Regions from separate parts of the Mus musculus genome. Here region 2 is linked to region 1. The links are chromatin contacts, found by POLR2A ChIA-PET in ENCODE. All regions are on one chromosome and are shown on one strand. Each heading gives the region's core, a stretch centred on a gene start or an enhancer-like site at or near the end of the contact. The rest is flanking DNA. Distances are from core to core; before and after follow the strand shown. Region 1 holds the start of Gmeb2 (glucocorticoid modulatory element binding protein 2). Region 2 holds the start of Zgpat (zinc finger, CCCH-type with G patch domain).

The links. ChIA-PET counts read pairs that join two places held with the same protein, here RNA polymerase II (POLR2A).
Region 2: POLR2A ChIA-PET joins it to region 1 with 10 read pairs in Patski. The contact joins the promoter of Zgpat here to the promoter of Gmeb2 in region 1. POLR2A ChIA-PET finds 5 or more read pairs at or near these places in 2 of 5 experiments (Patski and embryonic stem cell).

Annotation. Positions count from the first base shown.
Region 1 is chr2:181,286,702-181,289,229 of GRCm38, reverse strand. It overlaps Gmeb2 (glucocorticoid modulatory element binding protein 2), which reads left to right and starts at 1,264. Exons shown (of 10, transcript NM_198169.2): 1 at 1,264-1,346.
Region 2 is chr2:181,364,159-181,366,686 of GRCm38, reverse strand. It overlaps Zgpat (zinc finger, CCCH-type with G patch domain), which reads right to left and starts at 1,264. Exons shown (of 6, transcript NM_001048148.1): 1 at 435-1,264. The coding sequence starts at 1,015. Arfrp1 (ADP-ribosylation factor related protein 1) reads left to right here and starts at 1,283. Exons shown (of 8, transcript NM_029702.4): 1 at 1,283-1,468; 2 at 1,976-2,082; 3 at 2,289-2,376. The coding sequence starts at 1,990.

The DNA of each region.
Region 1 (2,528 bases), core at 15-2,514:
AAAGTGCAAGTCTCTTATTTACAGTGTTAATTACGTGAAAATGTTGCTTGTTAGTTTCCCATTCTAGCTGCCACCCTGTTAACAGTGAACTCTTGTTCCCGTCCAAGCAGACATCCATTTCTACTCTAAGGATTCTAAGATGGGCAGAGCAGGGATCCTGAAGCCCTTAATTCTAGTGATCACATTCTGAGAGCTGGCTTGGCACTTAGAATTGGCTGTCTTCAGCTGCTTGAAAGCAAGGGGTGGTGGGGAAGGTAAGGGTTTTACTGCCAAGACTACAATGTCTAACAGGGTGCCCAGGCTCCACCAGGGCCAAGATAAACAAGTCTCATTTTGACAGGACCTGATGTTACCTTTGAACCACACAAGAACTGCTTGTCTTTGGCTTTCAACTGTAAGGAACTTAATAAATGTTGGTTACCTTAAATACGCGACCTTCCCTACAAGTTAGAAAAATAAAAGAAATTCTTCGGGCACCCAAGGCCCTCCATGAGACTTTTATGGCTCCAAGATACTTAAGACACTTAACTTTTTGTCTTATTTATTTATTTATTTTCAGAGCTGAGGTCCAAACCCAGGGCCTTGTGCTTGCCAGGCAAGCGCTCTACCACTGAGCTAAATCCCCAACCCCGACACTTAACTTTTAAATTTCATTTAAAACTTTAAATAATGGGCCGGGCATGGTGATACACACTTTAATCTCAGAACTCGGGGCTCTTTGAGTTCCAAGTCAGTCTGATCTACATAGCGAGTCCGTTTAAAAAAAAAAAAGTTTAAATCATGTTGGACTACCCGCTGCAATGTCAGTTGGTCAACTTCGTGAAAACACCGCTCCGCACTGAGTAGTTTGAAAAAGCAAATTCGCAATGCCTTCAATTTTAAAAAAAAGAAACACGATTCTGTCAGAAATGGTTAAGAACGTCCGCACATGAGTTTTAGGACAGTGTCACTGCAAGGCCGAGGCTGGGTTGCAAAGCACACACCTGGGATACTCGGTTCCCTAGTGGAGCCCAAACGCCAGGACTACAAACCTCGGCCTGAACCACAGAACACCTAATTGGGCAGGCACGCAGACCACACGCGCAGGCGCACAAGAGTCCTACGGGGGCAGTATCTCACCACACTGTTCGCTTCCGCGCTGGGCGCCAAATAAGTCTCCAGGCCCGCCCGGCCCGTGCGTGCGCGGCCTCGGTGTTGCGTCACTAGGAAGCGCGCGCCCGAGCCGCCGCCGCCGCCGCCGCCGCCGCCGAATCCCCAACAAGGAGCGAAGGCTGCGGCCGCCACCGCCACCACCCGCCGCCGCACCCGTCACAGCCGGGCGCCGGAGCAGGCCCGTGTGGGCCCAGGTAAGCGGCATCGGCGCGCCCGCGCACCCCCGCGGCGAGGCTTCTCGCGCCGCTCACGCGCCGCCGTCCAGTCAGGGGTCCCTGCGGAGCGTCAGGACGTTACGGCGGGGGGAGGGGAGGCCGGGGGAGGGGCGGCGGGCGCGCGAGGGCGGCGGCGGCGTCAGGCGCGGCGGCGTCAGGCTGGCGGGCGGGCGCGGGCGCCTGGCGGGAGGGCTCGCGAAGGCGGCTCGCTTCCGGCCTCCATCTTGGCCTCGCCAGAGGCAGGGTCGGGTCGTCCGTGAAAGCCGAGGCGGAAGGGGCTGGAGGAGTGGGGAGCGGTTAGGCGGGAGTGGTGGTGTTTGGGACCCATCGGTGGGCACCAGATGGGTCGGGTTCCTGAGGGCGGGTGGAAAGATTGGGAACGACTCATGGGTGGGACCCGTATTGCTGAACCCCTGGCTTGGAACTGAATCTAGAGGCCAGGATCATCAGGATAGGTACTTGATATCAGTGGAACCATGTCAGGGTGGACCTGTCAGATGGGAACCACGTTGATGGGGACCCATTTGTAGAACTGTGTGGTTGGAGGGAATTATTTTGAGTGGATAATCTTATTGCTGGGAACCGAATCGGTTGGCCCAGTTTTAGTCACGATTGGTGACATTTTTAGGTATTTAGTTGGTTACTTCACTGCTGAGCCAATGTTCTCTGTCTTGAAAACATTTCAAACCCAACAGTTTCAAATTATCATTCTTAATAAGTTAAAATTAAATCGATAATATGACTACCTGTCTAGTTTGTTTCTTCATAGGAAATATGGAAAGCTTTCTGGGAAGACATCCTGGAGTACACATACATACATACCATTTGGATATAAAATGGAGAGTGCCAAGAACAAACATGTCAGTGTATGTGCGTATGTGACTGAGAAAAACAAACCTAGGCCATAGATTAACCCACTTTGTGACCTACCTGAAAAGATATTTAGGTGTCCCTTCTGTGCCAGGAGACCAACTCATGGAATGGGCCTGCCTTATGGTAAGGTTTACTAGTCCCTACATTTCATCTTCCCTCCTCCCTGCCTTCCTAGACAGTCTTAGTATCTAGACTGAGGCCATAATCCGAGCATGTGGGAAACAGATGCAGATGTTGTTGAAGGTCAGCCTGGTCTACAGAATGAGTTCCAAGACATACAGAATGACA
Region 2 (2,528 bases), core at 15-2,514, 77 kb before region 1:
AAAAAGAGAAAAAAAGAAAAAAGGTTCCGAGCTGGAGATGTAGCCCAGTAGAAGTGGTGGCCTCCACCTGTAATCCTAGCATTTGGAAACTGAAGGCGTTCAGGATGTAGTAGAGTTGCTGACGGATCAAGAATTCAAGGACATCGAGAGTTACTACACTGCTATCTCAAAGGGGAAAAAAAAAGTTTTACACCTTGGAGAAGAATATTGATGAAGGATTGCCCTATCTTTTCAACATAAGCTCTTTCAAACTTCTTGATGTATGCAAGAAAAATCTAAGTAAACACACGGAGAACACTTCTGTAAAAGCCTGTCAGTCACCTAAGGTTTGGACTCTATTACCAACTCTGCTGGGTGCCAAACTAGTTGTGGCGACAGGCCACAGCGGTGGTCCCGACTGCGTGCCCTTCATTGCTAGCAGCAGAGGGTTTTACCTGCAGTTCTCCTTGAACCGGCACTTTCCCTCCAGGAAGAACGGACAGGGCTTCAGGGACTTGTGGGTAGGGTATAGGTAGAGGACTCGGACGCACGCAGAACCATCCTCCGCCTCTTCGGCGCCCACTACCATAGCGTTGTGATACTCCAGCGTGCCCCAAGCGCTGTAGTAGGGGGCATTCACTTTAGCACCGCTCAGTTCCTCCAGATCTGGGTCCTCCTCCTCCTCCTCCAGTGCAGAGGAGGTGGATCCCGGCTGCACCTCGCTCCCAGGGGCCGTCTCCGAGTCATTGCAGGGGGCGCCGGGCGCTTCCACTTCCTCCGCAATGGCCTTCTGGAAAGCCAGGTACTCAGCATCCTCTTGAGCTGGGCTCTCCTGGTCCACTGTAGACAGCAGCTTGCTCTTTCTGACCGACAACAGGCTGGCCTCGGTGAGCTCAATCAGCTCCTTTAGATCGCCCTGCAGCTGACGCAGGTCCGCCTGCTCAGAAGCGTCTAGGCCAGCACCGAGCGCCAGCTCTACCTGCTGCAGCTGGGCCCGGTAGGTCTGCAGGGCAGTCTCTAGGTTGTCCTCGTCCATCCCGACCCAGCAGGCAGGATTCGGAACCTTTACCGCAGACAAAAACAGGAGGAAGAGCAGTAAGAACAACTCAGGGCAACGCCGCCCCCAAAACCGCTAGGGAGCCTGAGGAGGGCCGCGGTTCCGCCGAGGGGGACCTGCACGTCACCCGCCCCGTCCTCTGCGGCCCGCAACCCCACCTCCGGCCGGCGCTCGCAGGCTAGAAGGGCTTCCGCCCTCGCCAGCCAAGCTCACGCGCTAGCCTTCTGCCCTCCGCCGGGCACTTCCGCCGGAGAGCCGAAGCTGCCGGAAGTACCTGCGCGCGGGGGCCGCTGGGATGCGATTCCGCCCGTGCTCCGTCCTTCGCTCCTTGTTCCGTCAGGCACTGTGAGGGGTCAGCGTGAGGTCGGTGGGGTTAGGAACGCGGCGGCGGCGGCGGCGGCGGCGGCGGCTCCTCCTCCAAGATCTGAGCAGGTACGGGTGGGCCTCAGCTGGACTGAGGGGCCGGGGTTCTAAAGTCCTGGAACAGGGGGACGGAAGTGGCTTCAGCTGCTGGTTCCCAGGCTCCGTGGGCCCGGCGGCGGCGGGAAGCCGAAGCCGACCCTCCTCAGGAGCTCTGCCTCTCTGGTCGCTTCCTAGACTTAAGTCGCCGGCCGCGTTTCCTGGTTCTGAGTTGAGGGTTCGGAAAGAGGAGCCTTAGGAAGGCGGAGCAGAGCAGGCCGCCACGGGCTTTTCAGGACTCCGAATTGATGGTGCATTATGAAAGATGACATTAAGTGGGAGTGGCCCAGGTCTAGCACGTGGTCAGCGATGGCATCGGGGGAATCAGGGTCAGGGATTTTAACAGAAGAGGCGGGATGGGGGCGAAGAGTCAGGATCCGCGAGGCTACACATTTGAAAACTAGCAGGAGAGGCGGACCGCTGATGAAGCGGGCAGGGCAGGAGGCCGATGCCCCCGGTACACACATTGACATCTCTCAGGGTGCCAGAACAGGATGTACACGCTGCTTTCGGGATTGTACAAGTACATGTTCCAGAAGGATGAATACTGCATCCTGATCCTGGGCCTGGACAATGCTGGGAAGACGGTAGGTCCCTGCTCTCTCACCAGTTCCCATTCCCTGCCTGATCTAACCCCCGCCCCAAGGCTACAGGTTAGTAGTCACCAGCCTCCTGAAGATCAAGCCACAGGCAGAGGCGTGCATGGCTGCATGGGTGTGAAGGGATAGGTGGGAAGGACACCAGAAAACTACTCTAGCTGCTGCTATCTAACCCCCTCTCTTTTTTTCCTCAGACTTTCCTGGAACAGTCAAAAACACGCTTTAACAAGAACTACAAGGGGATGAGTCTATCCAAAATCACCACTACCGTGGGTCTAAACAGTAAGGGGGCACCTTAGGGATATGATCTTAGGAGGTCCCTTAGAGATGGATGCTGTAAGGTCCACAACCCAGCTGACCAGTGGTCAAAACCCTGTCTTTCTATTCTGTGTTCAAGTTCCCTAGGATTGGTACCAGAATGGTTTGTCCCATCC